Regions from separate parts of the Homo sapiens genome. Here region 2 is linked to region 1. A link is an interaction called in ENCODE POLR2A ChIA-PET data of the cell type or tissue named here. Cell type or tissue: PC-3. All regions are shown on one strand. Each heading gives the region's core, and the rest is flanking DNA. Links, peaks and the distances in the headings are about the cores only. Region 1 overlaps CEP126 (centrosomal protein 126). Region 2 overlaps YAP1 (Yes1 associated transcriptional regulator).

The links. Peaks named below come from ENCODE experiments on the same cell type or tissue, not always from the same donor. Only the 100,000 strongest peaks of a DNase experiment are listed, where the experiment ranks them.
Region 2: POLR2A ChIA-PET joins it to region 1 with 10 read pairs; 2 of 35 experiments call an interaction of 5 or more read pairs at or near these places.

The regions. Positions count from the first base shown.
Region 1 is chr11:101,991,818-102,002,629 of GRCh38, reverse strand. It overlaps CEP126 (centrosomal protein 126), which reads right to left. Exons shown (of 11, transcript NM_020802.4): 10 at 9,788-9,852; 11 at 1,568-5,031. The coding sequence ends at 4,987. Among named protein-coding and RNA genes, the nearest start is that of CFAP300, 50 kb to the left of the region's middle. In PC-3, for the core only: no CTCF peak of the experiment used is centred there; no DNase peak of the experiment used is centred there.
Region 2 is chr11:102,128,654-102,139,465 of GRCh38, reverse strand. All of the region lies in intron 2 of YAP1 (Yes1 associated transcriptional regulator), which reads right to left. Among named protein-coding and RNA genes, the nearest start is that of YAP1-DT, 24 kb to the right of the region's middle. In PC-3, for the core only: no CTCF peak of the experiment used is centred there; no DNase peak of the experiment used is centred there; H3K27ac peaks cover 1,405 bases.

The DNA of each region.
Region 1 (10,812 bases), core at 1,243-9,242:
GGAGGATGGCCTAAGTCCTAGTTGCCTGACCTGACTGGGGGTCCCTCACATGGGAAACTTGTTTATACTGGCAGATGCCCTTGTGGCTCTTGTCTGATCCATGTCCAGTTTATGCCTGCCTGACCATCACTTTGGCACTGGGAGTTCAACCTTGTGCTCTCCCTGGTGTCCCCTGGTTCTTCAGATGGAAAGCACAAATTCAGTACATCACCACAATAGGAAATAAGTTCAAAGATTTTCACTTACAGATCCTGGGCAAGGAGGGCATAATGAGTCAGGAGGGCAGTCCTCTGTCCCCAGGTCATATGAGGCAGAAAGGAAGAGCCAGAGAGAAAGTGTGTCTAGCAGCATGTCTAAGGGAATGGAGTGTGGGCCACTTTAATAGGCAAATGTCTAAATGGTCCATTTAAAGAGAGGCAGGAAAGCAGGGAGTGCAGTCCGCAAGGCAGGAGAGATCCCTCTAAGTTCTTGTCACTGGCCACCAGCTTGAGCCATCTGGGTGTAATGTAGAACTGGAAATTGTGCCAAAGATGACTGAGCCCTGCTTTGGTATGAGAAAGTTAAACTTGTATTCAAAATGGATGCTGAGCAACATAAAATTGTAAGAATTCTCTATATATCTCCGACATCAATCCAGCACCAAAAGTTTTATTCTAATATTCCCCCTTTCTGGGAAAGGCAAAATAATAGAAACAAAATCCAGATCAGTGGTTGCTCAGGGCTGTATGAAGGAATTTTTGGCATGATAGGGCTGTTCTGCATGGTACAGTAGTGATGGGTATACAATGCTATGCATATGTCAACACCTACACAATTCTACAAAGAGTGAATTTACTGTATGCAAATAGGAAAAACATCCAGGATGTTGGAAGAATCCAACATGGGATACAGATTGTGACAAATGAATCTAAACTGTATTAAAATTATTCACTTGGTAAACTATCACTCCTGCAATCCTAGCGACTCAGGAGGCTGAGATGGGAAGGTGGTTTGAGGCCAGGGTTCCAGTGTAGCCTGGGCAACACAGTGAGATCCTATCTCCAAACAAAAAAAAAAAAAAAAAAAAAAAAAGAAAAGAAAAAGAAAAAAAGCTAGGCATTGCCATGCATGCCTTTAGTCCCAGATACTGGGGAGACTGAGGTAGGAGGATCTCTTGAGCCCAGGAGTTCGAGGCTGCAGTGAGCTATGAGTATGCCACTGCACTCCAGCCTGGGTGATAAAGTGAGACCCCCAACTCTTAAAAAACAAAACAAAAACCCACCACAGTGAAGGGGGTAGAGAAGAAGGAACTGGCTTTAGTGACTTTGGAAAACAGTGTGTTGACTGAATAAGTAAGATTGGGGATGAAAAGAATGATAAAAATGCTGTACTTTAGTTAGAAATCTGTTTCTCCTAGGTATGTGGATTAGCAATTCTGAAGCAAATTTTCATGTATACTAGAGTTAAATTAGTGCCTGTATTGTGGCTAATGAGTGTCAGGTTTCTCAATGTCAAAGAAAATACAAACAAACATTTTGGGAATTTTTATATTAAAAATTTACAGTTATAAAAACCAAATCACATTTAGTTATATATTTAATGAATCATTTTTATTGCAAAGGGTAAATTACATGAAATTGACAAAATTTAGTCCATGTAATATCTATCAAAATACATACATGTAAGTGTGTGTATATTTATATATGTATACAGTACAGTTTTCACAAAAAGCTTCAACATTCCTAAGAAACACAGACATAGTCATTCTGGTACAATATGGATTTAAAATAAGTTCATGGTAATCCTTCCTGATGCCAATTTTAAAATGAAGACCGTCTAAATTTTTCTGACCAGTTATTAGTTGCCCTGCCTCTCGGAAATGTGTTTAAACTTTTCTTTCAATTATTTGATACCTTTTGCCCAAGAGATTACTATCTCTCTCTTTTTTTTTTTTCTTTTAAGACAGAGTGTTGCTCTGTCACTCAGGTTGGAGTGCAGTGGCACAATTCCTGATCACTGCAACCTCTGCCTCCCAGGCTCAAACGATCCTCCCACCTCAGCCTCCCCAGTAGCTGGGACCACAGGCACATACCACCAAGCTTGGCTGTTTTCTTTTCTTTTTGTATTTTTAGTAGAGTTGGGCTCTTGCCATATTACCCAGGCTGGTCTTGAATTCCTGAGCTCAAATGATCCACCTGCCTCGGCCTCCCAAAGTTCTGGGATTACAGGTATGAGCCAGCATGTCCGGCCTGAGATTACTCTCTCTTATAAGAAGTTTCATAAGTTTTTCCACTGAGGAAAGTGATGCTTGTTTGATTTCCTCTAAATTTACTTCTTCACATTCGAAAGGAGACTCTTTTCTTCCTTAGAACTTGAAGATTCAGTGTGAAAGGGCATTTTTCTTTCTTATATTATTAAAAAAGTTACTTTTTAAAAAGTAACATTTTTATTTTTATTTTATTTATTCATTTTTGTGAGACGGAGTCTTGCTCTGTTGCCAGGCTGGTGCAGTGGTGCAATCTCAGCTCACTGCAACCTCTACCTCCTGGGTTCAAACGATTCTCCTGCCTCAGCCTCCTAGTAGCTGGGAGTAGAGGTGCGTGCCACCATGCCCAGCTATTTTTGTATTTTTAGTAGAGACAGGGTTTCACCATGTTGGCCAGGATGGTCTTGATCTCTTGACCTCATGATCTGCCTGCCTTGGCCTCCCAAAGTGCTGAGATTACAGGCATAAGCTACCGTGCACAGCCAACATTTTTATATTTTATATAGAGATGGGGTCTTGCTACATTGCCCAGGCTGGTCTCAAACTCCTGGGCTCAAGCAGTCCTCCTGCCTTGGCCTCCAAAGTGCTAGAATTACATGCATGAGCCACTGTGTCTGGCCAAAAATGTTAGTTTTCACGTTTATAGCATGCAAAGTGTTATTCTCTTCCACTTTAATTCACAAAGGCTCTTTATGTCTTCCCACTTTTATCACTCTTAATGAACCCACCCTGTATCTACTAAAATTCTGGAGGAGTCATGGGCAGAATTACAGAAGAATTCTGGTCATATGACAGTTTCATAAAAGGACAATATCATAATGTGCAAGTTCTAGTAAAATGCAAATCTTATCTTGTTTCACCAGCTTACTATTTAGGCTTTTTTTTTTTTTTTTTTTGGCCTATTCTGACTTTGGATCTTAACTATTTTCAACTATCTTTTTGCTTGTAGAGGCATTCTTTGGTTCCTAAGAGGTATTAAAGTGAGGGATTACTAACGGTGAAGCTACTTTGGCATGCAGGATGCTGCTGTGTACATATATACTAGTGTATATGAATATAAACCCTTGTCTTTTTTTTTTTTAATAAAAGTGAGTTTTCATCTGAGGTGCTTGGAATGATTCACAAACAACTTGGCACACTCTTCTGGCCTGTTTACCCCCATTGAAATGTTATTTTATAAATTACATCTTAATTCACAGAATTTTTTCTTGATAGTATAAGAAATTCTCAAATATTTTCTATAGGGGCACACAACTTTCTATTTAAATGTCTAAGAACTAAATTTTCTGTCGCCTTCCGAAATCCTATTCTTAAAATTAAAAATATAGGAAAGCACAAATGTTTCCTTCATTAGGTCAATTTTTTCACTAATTTCTTCATTTAAAAAGTGAATTCTTTTCCTGTTTTTCCTCATTTCATCCAATAGTTTCCATTTCTACTAACATGGTGTGGCAGAAAGAACATGGGTTTTGGAACTAGATAAACCTGAGTTTGAATTTTGATTCTGTCACTGTAGGTAGCTATGTGGCCTTGGCTCAGTTTCTCATCTCTAAAGTGGAGACAAAAATACCCATGGTTTGGGTGGCTGGTCAGATTAAATAAAAAATATATGCACAAAATTTGGTACATGGTAGGCATTCAACATGTTAATGCATTTCTCACTACATCAAGTGTTTCAAAACTAATTCTATGGAGGAACCAAAATTTAGTAGTGTTATTAATAAAAGGCCACATGTTTTCTTAAAACTCTTAATTTCTAATTTTGATTCATCACTTTTTTTTTTTTTTTTTTGAGGCTGGGTCTCACACTGTCACCCAGGCTGGTGTGCAGTGGCGAAACACAGCTCACTGCAGCCTCAACCTCCCAGGTTGAAGTAATCCTCCTGGGCTCAAGTAATCCTCCCGCCTCAGCACCCCAAGTAGCTGGGACTACAGGTGCATGCCACCATGCCTGGTTAATTTTTGTATTTTTTGTAGAGACAGGGTTGCCCAGGCTGGTCACGAACTCCTGAGCTCAAGCCATCTGTCTACCTCGGCCTGCAAAGTGCTGGGATTACAGGCATAAGCCAACGGCCCTGGCTTGATTCATGGCATTTTAATGAAAAATTTCATGTTTTTTCGGTATGCCAAAGTGCCATGTATGAAATATGAAATTTGGAAGAATCGATGTAATTGTACAGCCATAGGAAGGCCTCCCTTCACCATACAAAAAGGTAACCTTTGCTCTATTGCTGCCACCAAGGGCCATTTTGTGGGATGTGGTAACTTTAAGAATATTTATTACAATTAAAAAAATCAAAATATGCCATACTTCATAAACATCTTATCAGTAAGTTAGAGGTTTAATAAAGAGGTTCAATAAACAGAAATTTTATTTAACATATATTTCAACATGAAATCTATAAATTGCAAAGGAGCACTGTGAATTCTTTGGAAAAACGTTTGTTTGCTCTACTCACAAGCTTCATCCTTGTGGCATGTATTCAGAGCTAGGTTATGTCCTGCTTTTTGTTTAGGCAGGCATAATGTCTTTCATGGTATTCTCAGAACTCTGTTAAACTTCACTGCTTTGTTAAATGTCACTGCTCTGTTAAACTTCACTGCTCACAAAATCTGAGTTAGGACAAATGTTCATGGGGGTTGTTGCTCACATGTTTTCCTATGGCTGGTTTTCACAAAACGGTATGCATCTAGTCCTAGGGAAGTACATGAAAGGTCTTCTTAGACGGATTCTGCTGGAATTATCTCTTGTCTCTGCAGCTGCTGGTTCTATCTTCTCTCTTCTCCTGGAAATCAGAAAGAAGAAACAAGCATGCAAACACATGCCAAAACACTGCAGCTACAAACTAGGCTGACATGTCAAATAGTGGCATATTCAACACATCCTGACATCATTCTCCCAGGTAATGAGTTTAAGATTGCAGAGGACTTTATAGATTATTTACCTCAACCCTTACATTATGTTCATCAGTACCTTTCTACTCTAAAAGGTAAAATTCCCACTTTGAAAATGTGCAGTTTTACAATATCATTAAAAATTCAGGTTTCAGGCTGGGCACAGTGGCTAACGCCTGTAATCCCAGCACTTTGGGAGGCCGAGGCAGGCGGATCACGAAGTCGGGAGTTCGAGACCTGCCTGGCCAACATGGTAAAACCCTGTCTCTACTGAAAATACAAAAATTAGCTGTGTGTGCTGGCACGTGCCTGTAATCCCAGCTGCTCGGGAGGCTGAGGCAGGAGAATCCCTTGAACCTGGGAGGCGGAGGTTGCAGTAAGCTGAGATTGCTCCACTGTACTCCAGCCTGGGTGACAGAGCAAGACTCCGTCTCAAAAATAAATAAATAAATAAAAATTCAGGGTTCAAAGTGAAATGATAAATTCTAATTTATTTGAACCTGCATTTAAAGCTCTTTATTTAAAATTTTCTTCTAGATAAATTCTGGGTACCAATAAAACTCTATAGTGTTGTATAGCAGAAATGGGAGTTCTTGGGGGTGAGCTTGTGAAAACAATGTCCGACGGAACTAATGATGAAAGGGCCTGGAACCCACATAGTTAGGCACGCCAGAAGGAAACCTATGGGAACATTAGCCCCTGCTTCCCTCTCCAGTTTTTTCTCTCCCTCTTCATCCTGAATCTGTTTCATTTAGTCCTTGGAAGTTCCTTTCTCCTTTTCAGTCTCTGAAATAATATTCATTTGGCTAACTCTGAAGCTTTTTTCAGAACTCAGAATGTTGTTCATTTCCCATATGTTCATATGCCTGTGAAGTTAGTGCTTTTTACACTGATTTATAAGAGACCGCTTATTTTTATGTTTCCTCTATCAGACCGTATCCATCAGGAAAACAAAGCCATTATAAGAATTATGGGACTAAGGTACTTATCACAGGAATTACATTTTACCAAATATAGGAGCTGGGAAAATGAGGGTCTGGAAAAGGAAAATTGAAGGATCAGAGTATATGGGGCAAGGGATAAAAATGTAGCCTGCTCTACTGTGGCGTGCCAGTCAGGATCAGAGAAAGGATGACTGAGCAGGCTGTTTGAAGCACTGGTGTGGGTAAACAAATTGAAGCTTGCAGGGAAATCTGATAATCCAAGCATGCCCAAGCTGCTGAAGTGGAACTATGAAGGGGGAGCTTGCTGGGGAAATCTATGGAAACTGCCGAATGTGGAACGACTCTGCTTTTCTGAAGCTACTGTCTTCAGGTCTGCAGCCCAGTGCCTGGTGGTCGGCCTAGGGCTGCTGTTGGTCAGCAGGGCCTGTAGTCATGAAGATGCTATAGAGTGGAGAGGAGTGAGCTGCTGGGCACCTTTGTATTTGTCCATCACTGACTAACCATGATGATCTTCTAACAATAATGGCTTCTGACCACTTCTGCCTTCTTCTTTTGTGGCCAAAATTTCTAACTGAGAAATGTGAATCCTAGCCTTAGCAAAGTTGGCTATTTTGTGCTCATGATGTATTTTTAGAATGTAGCAAAGTTTCTGGCACATAGACGGTACTTAATATTTAATAAACGGAAGAAGAAATGGAAGACCACTTATACAATGCAAATGAGAAGCAAAGCAAAATTTGTCAGAGACATGAAAGTATTTCATAAATCTCTTTCTTGACTATAATAGTTAATTCAACATTTATGTAGTACTGCTGTTTTATTGATAGATTGGTGACTAAGAGAAGTCCAGCAAAAGAAGAATTTGTCAGTGTATGTCCAGTACTGTCAATGGGAGAGGGTACTTGGACTGACTACTTCACTGGCTTTCCTCATCAGTGCAGGCTACACTTTGATCCCCTTCCCCACGAACTCCCAGATGGACAAAGGACAGGGGACCAGGAAGGGTAGGTGACTTTCTTGTTTGTCATCACTGTTTCTAGACCAGTGTTTCTCATCCTTCGCTTCCCATTTGAATTCTTCAGAGAGCTTAAAAATATCTAAATGCCCAAGCTGCCCTCAGGTATGACCCAGGCATCAGTATTTTTTAAAGCTCTCCATGTGATTCCAATGTGTATCCATGTTCATGTTTCTATGTGAAGTTAGTGCTTCACATAGAACTAACTTGTGTTTCAAAGTTAGTTAGCAGCATTGGTATTACCTAGTCTCATCCCAGACCTACTACATTAGAAAATGTATTTACCAAGATCTGTAGGTGGTACAAAGTACACTAAAGTTTGAAAAGTGCTGTTCCAGATCATTTTTACCAGAACCCAGTGCCAAGGCAAAAAATAAAAAAAAAGATTCAGTAATGTCTAGTTTTAACACTGCATGTTCTCACTCGTAAGTGGGAGTTGAACAATGAGAACACATGGACACAGGGAGGGGAACATCACACGCCAGGGCCTGTCGGGGGTGGAGGGCTAGGGGAGAGATAGCATTAGGGGAAATACCTAATGTAGATGATGGGTTGATGGGTGCAGCAAACCACCACGGGACATGTATACCTATGTAACAAACCTGCATGTTCTGCACATGTATCCCAGAACTTAAAGTATAATTAAAAAAAAAAAAAACTCTCAAGACACAGAAAAGATATGGATACTTACCGATGTACACTTCTTAGCAGTTTTTCAATTAGGATACACATCTAAAGTTATTTGAAGATTGGTACACTAATACCTGTTTCTGCTCCCATGACTGATGAAAATACTCTGAATATAAAAATGTTTATATTCTGTAGATAGCCCAGAAATAATGTTGTACTCCTATAACCATCTGATCTTCAACAAGGTTGACAGAAACAAGCAATGGGGAACGGATTCCCCATTCAATTAATTGTGCTGGGATAACTGGATAGCCATGTGCAGAAGATTGAAGCTGGACCCCTTCCTTATACCATACACAAAAACATCAACTCAAGATGGATTAAAGACTTAAATGAAACCTAAAACTATAAAAACCCTGGAGGATAACCTAGGAAACACCATCCTGGACATAGGCCTTGGTAAAGATTTCATGATGAAGACATCAAAAGCAATTGCAACAAAAGCAAACATTGACAAATGGAACCTAGCTAAACTAAAGAGCTTCTGCACAGCAAAGTAAACTATCAACAGAGTAGACAGACAACCTACAGAATGGGAGACAATATTTGCAAACTATGCATCTGACAAAGTTCTAACATCCAGAATCTTTTTAAAAAATCTTTTTGAGATAGAGTTTCACTCTTGTTGCCCAGGCTGGAGTGCAATGGTGCAATCTTGGCTCACTGCAACCTTTGCCTCTCAGTTTCAAGCGATTCTCCTGCCTCAGCCTCCTGAGTAGTTGGGACTACAGGTGCACACCACCACGCCTGGCTAGTTTTTTGTATTTTTAGTAGAGACAGGGTTTCACCATGTTGGCCAGGCTGGTCTCGAACTACTGACCTCAGGTGACCAGCCAGCCTCGGCCTCCCAAAGTCCTGGGATTACAGGCATGAGCCACCATGCCTGGCCTAATATCAAGAATCTATAAGGAACCTAAAATGAATTAACAAGCAAGAAACAACCCCATTAAAAAGTGGGCAAAGAACATGAACAGACATTTTTCAAAAGAAGACACACATGTGACCAAGAAGCATATGAAAAAAAGCTCAACATCACTAATCATTTGAAAAATGCAAATCAAAACCACAATGAGATAACATCTTACACCAGTTAGAATGGCTATTATTAAAAAGTCAAAAAATAGCAGATACTGGTGAGGCTGTGGAGAAAAGGGAATGCTTATACACTGCTGGTGGGAATGCAAATTAATTTAGTCATTGTGGAAAGCAGTGTGGCAATTTCTTAAAGAACTTAAAACAGAAGTACCATTCAACCCAGCAATCCCATTATCGGGTATATACCCTGAAGGAATGCAAATCATTCTATCATAAAGACATGCAGGGGTATGTTCATTGTAAGCACTATTCACAAAGACACGGAATCAACCTAAATGCCCATCAATGGTAGACTGGATAGAGAAAATGTGGTACATATACACCATGGAATACTATGCAGCCATAAAAAAGACCAAGATCATGTCCTTTGCAGCAACATGGATAGAGCTGGAGGCCACAATCCTAAGTAAACTAATACAGGAACAGGAAGCCAAATACCACACGTTCTCACTTAGAAGTGGGAGCTAAACATTGAGTACACATGAACACAAAGACGGGAACAACAGACACTGGGGCCCACTTGAGGCCATGGAGGGTGGGAGGAAGGAGAGGATTGAAAAACTACCTATCAGGTACTCTGCTTATTACCTGGGCAATGAAATAATCTGTCCATCAAACCCCTGCGATACACAATTTACTTATTTAACAAACCTGCACATGTACCCCTGAACCTAAACGTTAAAAAAACTTCATATTCTGACCTTTAAGGATTTTTTTAAATGACAGGATATTTGCATAATTCTAATGAACAGTCTTATAATAAAAAGCCAGTTGAGGAGAAAACCTCTATAAACCAATCCCAAGAAATATTAATATTAATACGGGGTTCTTACCTGTATTGATGTGTACATAAAATCAGAAGTTTCCTAAAACAAGAAAAAAAGAGCTTCTTCAAATACTTACCAGAAGTGGTATTATTTGTAAAGTATTTTTGATGGATGGGTTTTTGCAAATGGATTCTTGTATATCTGAAATAATTATATCACAATACCAAAATAATTTAGTTACATATATAGAAATAGAAGAATGACTAAAGAATCAAATATTAAATTCTGATGTATCAAAATATTCAAAATTGAGTAAGACACTTTTTTCCAGTCACCCCCAGAAATAGTCTTTATACTTATATTAGGTCCAAAAGTGGAAGTAATTTGATTAGAAATAATTACATAAAGCTTATGTTGATAAAAGATAATTCCTAGTACTTTGACTATTATATAACGATCTTCATTCAAATATTACGTTTTCTTTCTTTCTCTTTTTTTAATAAAAAAATATTAATTTCATCCTTGGAGCCTCTCAGAAAAAAAGAGATGTTTATTTAGTTATTGAGGCATAAAAAATTGAGTCACTTGGTTGCCTTTTCAATTTTTAGATTTTTGTCTATATAATAGCAAGCATCTGAGCAAAAGAAAAATAATTCAGGCAGAATCTTTTACATGAAGCATTTAAATATGTAGAAGTATCAAACAAAAATTTAAAAAATTCTTCAATTATTGACTTAATTTTTTTATTCTTTACCTGCATAATTTTACATCTTAAACTCATAGCCTTAGTTCATGATTGTAGCTCCCTGCTTTTTATTTTTTTTTAAAAATAGTTTTAATTTTAAAATACAGAGTATATAAAACATATGCATATTTTAATGAATACTTATAAAGCTAATGTCTGTGGAACCACCTAGATTAAGAAATTTGAACATTATCACTACCTTGGAAGCTTCCTGTCACTTCTTGCCTCCACAATGCCCTATGGATTTCATTTCCTTCCTTCACCCAAAGAGGTAACTAACCCACTACACTGCTTTGTTTCTTTGTGATTTTAGCACATATTAATTGCAAGGATGCAAAATAATATTGTTTAGGTTTATCTGTTTTTAGACTTCATATAAATAGAATTGTACTGTCTTTATTCTCCTGTGATTTACG
Region 2 (10,812 bases), core at 1,577-9,576, 140 kb before region 1:
ACTTTGCACAGCAGTAGTTTTGAACTCACTCCACACAGACTGCAGGATGGGGGCTTGAATGACTGTTGGCCTGCAATCACGGACTTGCTCAGCAACTTTGCTATAATAGCTTCAAATTGCAGGCCTGAGGAAATGCTCCATAAATAGCTGCTCTTTTTTCTCGCAAAGCCTCTTCATAGACCCAATACAACTCCACTACCAAAAATGGAGGAGTCACCATGGACTTTTTTTTTTTTTAAGTCAAGAGAACAACTAGGAATATCCTGCTAATCATGTTACTCATTTTGGGAGTATGAATCACAGTGCCGAAATCTGATTCACTGTTTAAAATCAACTTTTGGATAACAAAAAATTACAATGGATTAAATCAGTTTTTATAATCACTCAATTTCATGAAGAGAAAAAAAAAAAACTTGTTTTCATGGGCCTTTAGAGAAAGACATATATGCTTTGCTTTTGAAATTAAATGTCTGAGAATGTGTTAATTACCCTCCAGTGAAGCAGTGCTCCTTAAGTGTTCATTCATAAGAAACCTGGACACGTGTGATGTAATCACAGAAAACATTTCTGGGAAGCAGGAACCACAGGAATATAACAATCATCCTAAAGCCACTGCAAGTATTCGCCTCCTGCATTATTTTATCTATATTTATGTATATAGATACCCACATACACGTACATAACTTGATGACTCAGATAATTTACTAGTCTGTAAATTAACTGAAACATTCAATGAAGAGCAAATAAAGTCTAATCCATCAGTAATAACAATGAACACTTTTCTCAACTTAATTGAACTCAGGGAGGGAGAGAAAGCAACAAAGTAATTAAACGAAACACGGGTACCAGAAAATCCAGGATCCATTTCTGCTAAATTTTCCATTTCAGTTCATGCCTAAACTAATCTACAACAGAATGTGGTAGAAGTGAAATTGTACAATGGCCTCAGGAGGCCTTAAAGCTTCCACCTTCCCCCTTTTGGAATGTTCCCAGCAACACCTAAGGAAGCCTGGACTAAACAGATGAATGGTGAAAACGTGAAAAGAAAGGCCCAGATGAGCTGGCACCAGACATTTGAGTGAGAGACCTTCCTAGACCCTCCAGCCCCAGTATAGCTCCCAGATACAGATGCATGAGTGACTTCAGGCAGTATCAGCAGAAGAACTGCTCAGCTGAGCCCAACTCGAATGACAGAATTATTATTTTAGGCCACTAATTTTTTCCATAGTCAGTTAATGCAGCAAAAGATAACCAATGCACCAAAGAACTTAGTTCCCTATCAGCTGGGCACAGTGGCTCATGCCTATAATTCCAGCACTTTGGGAGGCCAAGGCAGGCGGATCACAGGGTCAGGAGTTTGAGACCAGCCTGGCCAACATGGCGAAACCCTGTCTCTACTAAAATACAAAAATTAGCCAGGCGTGGTGGCACGCGCCTGTAATCCCAGATACTCAGGAGGCTGAGGCAAGAGAATTGCTTGAACTCGGGAGGCGGAGGCTGCAGTGAGCTGAGATAGCACCACAACACGCCAGCCTGGGCGACAGAGCAAGACTCCATCTCGGAAATTTAAAAAAAGAAAAAAAAAAGAACTTAGTTCCCTTCCACCTCTCCAAAAATCAGTTAATTATAAGCTGTGTTGTAAACACTTTTAGAAGATCTTACAAGGTTAATGATATTGAGAAAAGGAACTCCATGACTTTAAAAAAAAAAAAAAAAAGTCAATGACTCTAATAACGTGAAATATTTAGAACTAAATCAACCCACAAGAGCATGTGTGTGCTAATAGTTTCAATAAAACATTTAACCTAAAAAGTCAGATTTAACTTGGCTTTACTGTGATTTCACATGGAGCAGGGAGAGGCAGCAAAGTCTTTTAAGCATTCTATATTTTTCATATATGTTGTCTTTTTCTCAAAAGTTTATGAAAATTCTTCACATACAGCAAAATTGGAAGACTTGTACAGCGAACATTCATATACCCATCACCTAAATTCTACCCATATATGTGATTTTGATAAATTTGTTAACAAGGATATTAAAACATTATATGGCACCCAGTTTAAAACTGAATATCCCACAAACTTTAAGGAGAGAGAGATGTAGTATATTAATTCCATTCACTAAGAGATATTATGCACTAGTTTCTACACTCAGGGTTTTAACATGATACCCTATTCTCTTAGTAACTCTGCTTAGTAGGTATTACCACTTATTTTATAGATAAGAAAACTAAAGTTTAGAGAGTTTATGTGACTTGCCTCAGGTCCTAAGGCAGTAAGAAGCAGAACTGAGGTTTCAACCCAGATCTTGTTAGTTCCATCTTCAGATTATAGAAACATTTACATTAAAGGGCAAAGGAGACAGATGTTTTTACCATTGTCATAGACTAGAAGACTTAATGTAAAGATACCAATTCTCCAAATTTTTCTATAGGTTCATTGCAATCTCAGAATTTCAAGAGGTCCTTTGCGGAACTTTACAAGCCAATTCTTAAATTTATCTGACTACAACAAAGAACAGCCAAGACAAGATAAAAGGACTTCCTCTACTATCAAGACATATTCTAATGTTTTAGTAATTAAGACAGTGCTACTGACACAGCGACAGACAACAAACAGAATACAGTAACAGATCTATGCAACTATTACGGACAGAAGTGCAATCACTAATCAGTGAGGAGTGAACTTTTCAGTAAATCGTCCTAGGAAAACTGGATATCCATCTGAGAAAAAAACTCCTACACTCATATATACATAGTCAATTCTGAGAAGATTAAAGACATATATATGAAACTTTTCGAATATAGAAAAATGAGCCCGGTGCAGTGGCTCATGCCTGTAATCCCAGTACTTTGGGAGGCTGAGGCAGGTGGATCACTTTAGCCCAGAAGTTCGACACCAGCTTGGGCAACATGGTGAAACTCCATCTCTACCAAAAAAACAAACAAAAACAAAATTACCCAGGCACGGTAGCAGTACCCACCTGTAGTCCCAGCTACTTAGGAGGCTGAGGTGAGAGGATCACTTGGGCCTGGGAGATGGAGGTTGCAGTGAGCCGAGATTGTGCCACTGCACTCCAGCCTAGGCGACGGAGACCCTGTTTTAAAAAAAAAAAAAAAGGAAAAATGGCTCCCTGTCCTAGGCACATGGAAGGATTAAAAGCAAGCAGTTATCATACAGGAAAAAGGGGCAAAAATTCAAAAGAACACTGGGCAAAACATTTGAGCAAGTGCTTTAGAAAGTAAAATAAATGACCAAAATGTATATGAAAATATGCTCAGATCCAATGGTGATCAAGCAATGTAAGTTAAAACCACAGTGGTATACTAATATAAACACAGAAGACCAGCAAAAGTACCATGCACTGGACATACCCTGTGACCCAGCAATTCCACTCTTACACAGCCTAGAAAAGTTCTTATGTATGTACACAGAGAAATCCTTGCACAGAAGACATACACATGAATGTTCACTGCAGCATCTTTATATAACACAAATGTTCTTTAATGACAGAATGGATAAACTGTGGTCTAGCTATACAATAGAGCCACACAGCTATGAAAATATACAGCAATAAAAATGAACTATACTAACATTCACGAGTCCCACAAAATTGATCAAAAGATGCAAACTGCAAAAATATTTGCAGATATCACTTCATTTATATAAAATTTTAAAAATTAGAACTATTATAAGAACTGTGGCAAATTAAAAATGACCACCAATTTTTTTACTATTCCTCCCATTGAAAAATGAAGTCTAATTCCTTTGGCTTGAATCCATTCTGGTCTTGGTGATTGGCCTGACCAATACAATGGGATGTCCAAGGTTAGATTTGAAGAAGCTTGAAACTTCTGCCCAAGCCTCTTGAGGCTGCCTCTCTAGGAAATCTCAGCTGCCATTTAAGAAATCCAACTGCCTTCAGACCGCAATGCTAGAAAGGCCATGTACACACACTCTGGTACACAGTTCCAGCTAAGCCCAGCCTTCCAGCCATCCACATCAAAGTGCAAGCAAGACCTATGAGTGAAGCTATCTTTGGATCCAGTCTGCCAGCTGAATGGCACTGAGTGACCTCCATCAATGCTGCATGGAAAAGAATCACCCTGCTGTGCCTTGACTGAATCCCTAATTCACAAATTTGTAAGATACAATAAAATGGTTGTTTTAAGCCGTAAGTTTTAGGGTAGTTTGTTATGCAGTAGTAGGTAACTGAAAGAAATACACATGTAGATGGTAAAACTAAAAAATAATCCAGCCTAGGCAACATAGTGAGACACCATCTCTACAAAAAATTAAAAATTAAAAATTATGGTCAGGCTGTAATCCCAGTACTTTGGGAGGCTAACGTGGGCAGACCACCTGAGGTCAGGAGTTCAAGACCAGCCTGGCCAACATAGTGAAATCCCGAATCTACTAAAAATACAAAATTAGCCAGCATGCACCTTTAATCCCAGCTACTCAGGAGGCTGAGGCAGGAGAATCACTTGAACCAAGGAGGCAGAGGTTGCAGTGAGCTGAGGCTGCGCCACTGCACTCCAACCTGGGCAAAAATAGTGAAACTCCATCTCAAAAAAACACTAGAAAACAAATTAGCTGGCATGGTGGCATGTACCTGCAATCCCAGCTACTCAGGAGGCTGAGGCCAGAGGATCGCTTCAGCCCAGGAGGTCAAGGCTGCAGTGAGCAGTAATCAGGCCACTATACTCCAACCTGGGCAACAGAGTGAGACCCTATCTCTCAAATTTAAAAAAAGGTAAAATAAAAGGCCAGAAGTTACCTCTGGATAGAGGGAAAGGGATGTGATCTGTGAGAGGTACGTGGAAGACTTCTAAGGAACTAGCAATATTCTCTTTATTAACCTGGAGAGTGGTTAACCTGGAAGCGTATTTCCATCAAAATCACTATTTAGAATAAGTGTGTTTTATGCATTCTTAAATATATATATATTTAATATATATATTATACATATATAAATAAATATATATAATTTTTCATAGATTAAAAAAAGAGCCATAACATAGCATATTAGGACAAAGTACATACCTCTGAATAATATGCAGAACAATACTGAGATGTAAAAAAAATCCAACTCTCAATCGTATATCTGCACATAATTCCATGTTGTTTATAGCATCCTGATATTTCTAAATCACAGTTAACAGATTAAGTATGATAATAAGGTACTAATCTAGCATCTTGAAATGAGAAAGCAAAAGGTTTCCCTAACAAGTCAATGGCAAATAAAGTGAGAGACCACCACTACCTAAATAGCTGATTTTTCAAACATAAACGTCCATAATGCAAACTCTTTTCAGTTAAAACAGTGTTTTGGACTAAATATCCGTGTCCTCCCAAAAGTCATCGCTGAAGTGCTAATCCCTCAATGTGCTGACATTTGGAGATAGGGTCTTTGGAGTTAATTACGATTAGATCAGGTCATGAGAGTGGCAGGGTCCTCATGATGAAATCAGTTCCCTTACAAAAAAATGACATGACAGTGTGTATTTTCTTACTGTATGTACAAAAAGCGGTCGTGTGAGCATGCAGGGAGATTGACAGCCAACTACAAACCAAGAGAAGAGACCTCAGGATGAAATCTACCATGCCAAAACTATAAGAAATAAATTTCTCTCGTTTGGGCCACTCCGTCTACAGTATTATTTTTTAATGGCTGCCCAAGCTGACTAAGATAACTAGTAACCGTAAATGACCTCCATGTGGCTTCCTACAAAACAGCAGAGTTGAAATCTTAACAGCCTAATATGCTATTGTCATCTAAACTTATTTCTTAATTATAAGCATTTGTGTGAAACTCATAACTTCCTTCCAAAACCATATTAAACTTTGACATTAGATAAACAATTCTAGGCCAGGCGTGGTGGCTTATGCCTGTAATCCCAGCCCTGTGGGAGGCCAAGACAGGCAGATCACTTGGGCCTTGGAGTTTGAAACCAGCCTTGGCAACATGTTGAAACCCCATCTCTACAAAAAATACAAAAATTAGCCGAGCATGGTAGCAACGTGCCTGTAGTCCCAGCTACTCGGGAGGCTGAGGCAGGAGAATTGCTTGAACCCAGGAGGTGGAGGCTGCAGTGAGCTGACATCGCCACTGTACTCCATCCCTGGGGTAGCAGAGTGAGACTCTGTCCCAAAAAAACCCAAAAATTCTGTGTGCCACAAGAGTTTTATTAATAAACTTAAAATCCTAGAGCTTAGTAAGAATTGTCGAGTTTAAAAATCTTTTTAAGTAAAATCCTAGTATTTTTTAAACCAAATTGTTTGTTTGTTTGTTTATTTATTTATTTTTGAGACGGAGTCTCACTCTGTTGCCAGGCTGGAGTGCAGTGGCGCCATCTTGGCTCACTGCAACCTCTAACTCTCTGGTTCAAGTGATTCTCCTGCCTCAGCCTCCAGAGTAGCTGGGATTACAGGCAAGCACCACCACTCCCAGATAATTTTTGTATTTTTAGTAGAGACGGGGTTTCACCATGTTGGCCAGGCTGGTCTCCATCTCCTGACCTCAGGTGATCTCCTGCCTCGGCCTCCCAAAGCGCTGGGATTACAGGCATGAACCACTATGCCGGGCCCCTATGCCAGTAAAAAATAAAAAAAGTAAAAAATTGTAATGTTTTACACATTTTACTATTAATTCAATTTGCAGGGATAATTACTAACTGAAACAAGAGTAACCAATGTGTGTAAACGGTTTATATTCACTTTGCACAATTCTAATAAATTTATTGGTAAACAAATGAACATGAAGCTGAATTTACCAAAAAATGAAATGCAAACAATCCCTTTCAACCAGCATTTTCTGACAAATGGTGTCAAAAAGAAGCAAAAAAGGAAAATCTTAAACAGGTGCCAACATCAAAACAAACCTTTAAAAAATGTATACAGGATACAATTATAGTTAACAATGTTTGTGTAATGCATAGTCCTCACTTTGAAACAATCTGTCTCAAACAGTGAATAAAACCAAGTCATTAAATGGCTTTTCAAGTGTTTTGATATCAGAAGAACTGTTTTTCAAAAAATGAAAAAAATACCCAAAGTCAGAATGCAAAGTAAACTGAGATTAATTAATTAACAGCATCAAGCGAGGACTCTCTTGAGATGCAATGTCATTCAAGGTGGGGAGGGAAAAGACCTTTGGTTTTACCAGAAAACCTTTTGGCAGCTCTGTCTTTGACTCCTCCAATGTCCACACAATCACTAGCTGAAAATGCTAACTCCCTTAAGCGTGACTTGAGTAGTATCTGACCCATGCTACTACCTCATGACTTTTCTCTCAGCCTTCCAGAGTTGTCTGCTCACCGGTATCACTCTTTTTTTTTATTTTTTTTGACACAGGGTCTCGCTCTGTTGCCCAGGCTGGGATGCAGTGGTGAGATCTCAGCTCACTGCAACCTCCACCTCCTAAATTCAAGCGATTCTCCTGCCTCAGCCTCCCGAGTAGCTGGGACAACAGGCGCACACCACTGTGCCCAGCTAATTTTTCTATTTTTAGTAGAGACAGGGTTTCATCATGTTGGCCAGGCTTGGTATCACTTTTACAACAGAATTTCTTACTCATTTAATCCTAAAGAAATCAGATATTCACTGCCCATGGAACAAAATTTATAATACCACAAAGTGAACTACTGTCACTTTATATCCAGAAGACAAACAATACCCTTTTTTAATAGTTCCTGTTAAAGCTTAAAAATAATCTCAAACTCATAAAATTAACTTTAGAATACACATAGTAAATACTCTAGTTCGCATATGTAATTTATCAGCCATTGTGGGATACTTTCAAGAGTGAAAAGGGCAATCATAATTATGCAGAAACTACAGTCATCAATCAGGAAGACTGTCGACCAATGGACTCTGAAATAAATGAGCACTCTATAGCATGTCATCTGCCAATAAATGTATCAAGAGCTACACACATAATGCTGAACAAAGACAGCAAGATCTCTCTTTATTGAACTCATAGCCTCAATCGTGAGGGACAGTTACCAATGAAAAGGCAAACAAGACACATGACTTACAATGAAGTTTTGAGACCTATCCAGTCCATCAAGACTGGCATGTTATTAATTTTGTCCCTATTACACAGAGTGGGATCCAGAACAACGCCTGCTACATAAAACCACTACATAGGTGTTTATAAAATCAAGAGATCAAAAGCACTTATAGTGAGTTCACAGAAAAGAATGGCAGGAAGAGCAACATCGACAATGGCCTACTAAAGACTAAGCATTGGCTACTCTTTTGGGCTACAGTTTTAGAAACTATAACTACATCAAAGCAAGTAACCAAACACTTTATCCCGAACCATGTGGGTCTTTTTTGAGAAAACCACCCAGTATTTGAGGGAAGAGAGAGAACTGGCTTATTGATAAGCTGTGCAAATTCTTATCTGCAGTATGATGGGCACCAACTCAAAGAAGACAGACAGGTACAAAGAGGGCATGGTTTATCCTCAAACACAGAGGACAATGACACTTACATATCATTGCAAAGAAACAGTGACTATTTTCTCACCCATAAGAAGAGATCTGTACTAGTCCTAACAGGAAAGCCTGCATACCCTCCAGCTGGGAGGGGTTAAAAGTGAACCCATCCAAACTACATGATTTTGGAAACATAACCTGTATCAGTCTGAACATGTGTAGAGGAAAAATAGAAACATCTGTATTTGGACAACTCTTTACCAGTTTTTTTAAATCTTAAAAAAAAAAAAAAAAAAAAAAAAGAGTAGTTATCCAGGAGAGGTCAGGTGTGGTGGCTCATGCCTGTAATCCCAGCATTTTGGGAGGCTGAAGTGAGCAGATTGCTTGAGTCCAGGAGTTTGATTCCAGCCTGGGCAACACGGCAAGACTCCATCTCTACTAAAGACACAAAAATTAGCCAGGTGTGGTGGCACATTCTTGTAGTCCCAGCTATTCAGGAGGCTGAGGTGGAGAATCACCTAAGTCCAGAGGATTGAGGCTACAGTGAGCCAAGATCATACTATTGCACTCCAGCCTGGGCAACTGGAATGAGAGCCTGTCAATCAATCAATCAATCAATCAATCATTATCCGGGAGAGCTTGGGAAATTTTAACTGTGACCTTAACACTGGTAAGAATTGGTTCCAGGCAGGGTCTCAGGAATCTCCATTTATTTAGCTCATTTCTAAACTTAGCACTTGGCTATTCTGACACACTTCCTTATTTTACACGAACTAAGGTGTACCAATTCTGTTCCACTCTTCCTCACACCATTCAATATTTTTGACTCAGAAAAATATTGAATTTTTTTTCTGAGTCAATATTTATGACTCAGAAAACCCTCTTCTCTGACTGCTATATGGTGCTCTGGTCTGGTTTTGCTTGTATGCAGTTTTAAAAGGTTTCTGGCCAGGCACAGTGGCTCACGCCTATAATCCCAGCACTTTGGGAAGCTGAGGCAGGTGGATTACTTGAGGTCAGTAGTTCAAAACCCCATCTCTACAAAAATTAGCCAGGTGTGGTGGTGCATGCCTGTAATCCCAGCTGCTGGGGAGGCTGAGGCAGGAGAATCACTTGAACCCAGGAGGCGGAGGCGGAGGTTGCAGTGAGCTGAGATAGTGCCACTGCATCACTCCAGCCTGGGTGACAGAGCAAGACCCCATTTCGAAAAAAAAAAAAAAAAAAAAAGTTTTGCTTCCTTTTCACCCAACAGATTTTCCTATGTAATCACTTTTTACCTAAACAAGGACAAGACTACTGAAAAATGGAACCTGGAGAAATTCAACTTGAGATAAAAAACAATAAAGGGTCCTAACACATCTCAGCCATCATCTATGGGTAAATTTTTTTTTTTTTTTTTTTTTTGGAGACAGAGTCTCGCTCTGTTGCCCAGCCTGGAATGCAATGGCGCAATCTTGGCTCACGGCAACCTCTGCTTCCTGGGTTCAAGAGATTCTCGTGCCTCAGCCTCCCGAGCAGCTGGGATTACAGGCACCCACCATCATGCACAGCTAATTTTTGTGTTTTTGTAGAGATGGGGTTTCACGATGTTGGTCAGGCTAGTCTTGAACTCCTGACCTCGTGATCCACCCACCTCAGCCTCCCAAAGTGCTGGGATTACAGGCGAGAGCCACTGCACCTGGCCCAGATGAATGTATTTTAACCTAAACCCAGTCTTCATGAAATTCTAACTCATTCTCTAAAAATGCTTACCTGACCATATGATAGTATATAGAAAAAAAAATTATTCTATGACATCAACAATGGTCTATTAGGGACTGAACACAGGCTACTTTTTTGAGTTCTCTATTAAATGAGCACCACCTGCCAGGGAGAAACTGAGATAAAACTCAGTTAAACACATCTCAGGGTTAACTTATGCAGTATACTGCATATTTACAATTACTGATCAATTTAGATATAAACATTTTTCCTACCACCATCTATACTGATGAGAGAAAGAAAGAGACAGTGTCAGGAGACTGGGGAGGGGACACAGGGTTTGGGGATAGGGAAGCGAGAGGGAGGGAGGGAGGTAAAAAAGGAAGAGAGGGAGAGACAAAGGAAGAGAGAGAGAGGCCAATAATTATATAAGGCTGTTTTACTTTAAAGCCCTAATTTTTAAAGCTGTTCATATTAACTAGATGAAGAACTTGGAAATGGCAAACGAACAGATAGGACTACCTCCCTTATCATACATAAGAATAGAAATTATATCTCCAGGCTCTCTGACCAGAATCCAAACCTTCTGAACAAAATTCTTAGACTGTCCATTCAATGCTAACCACTCTCGTGTCACAGCTGTAATTCTCCCTTTAAGAAAATCTAAC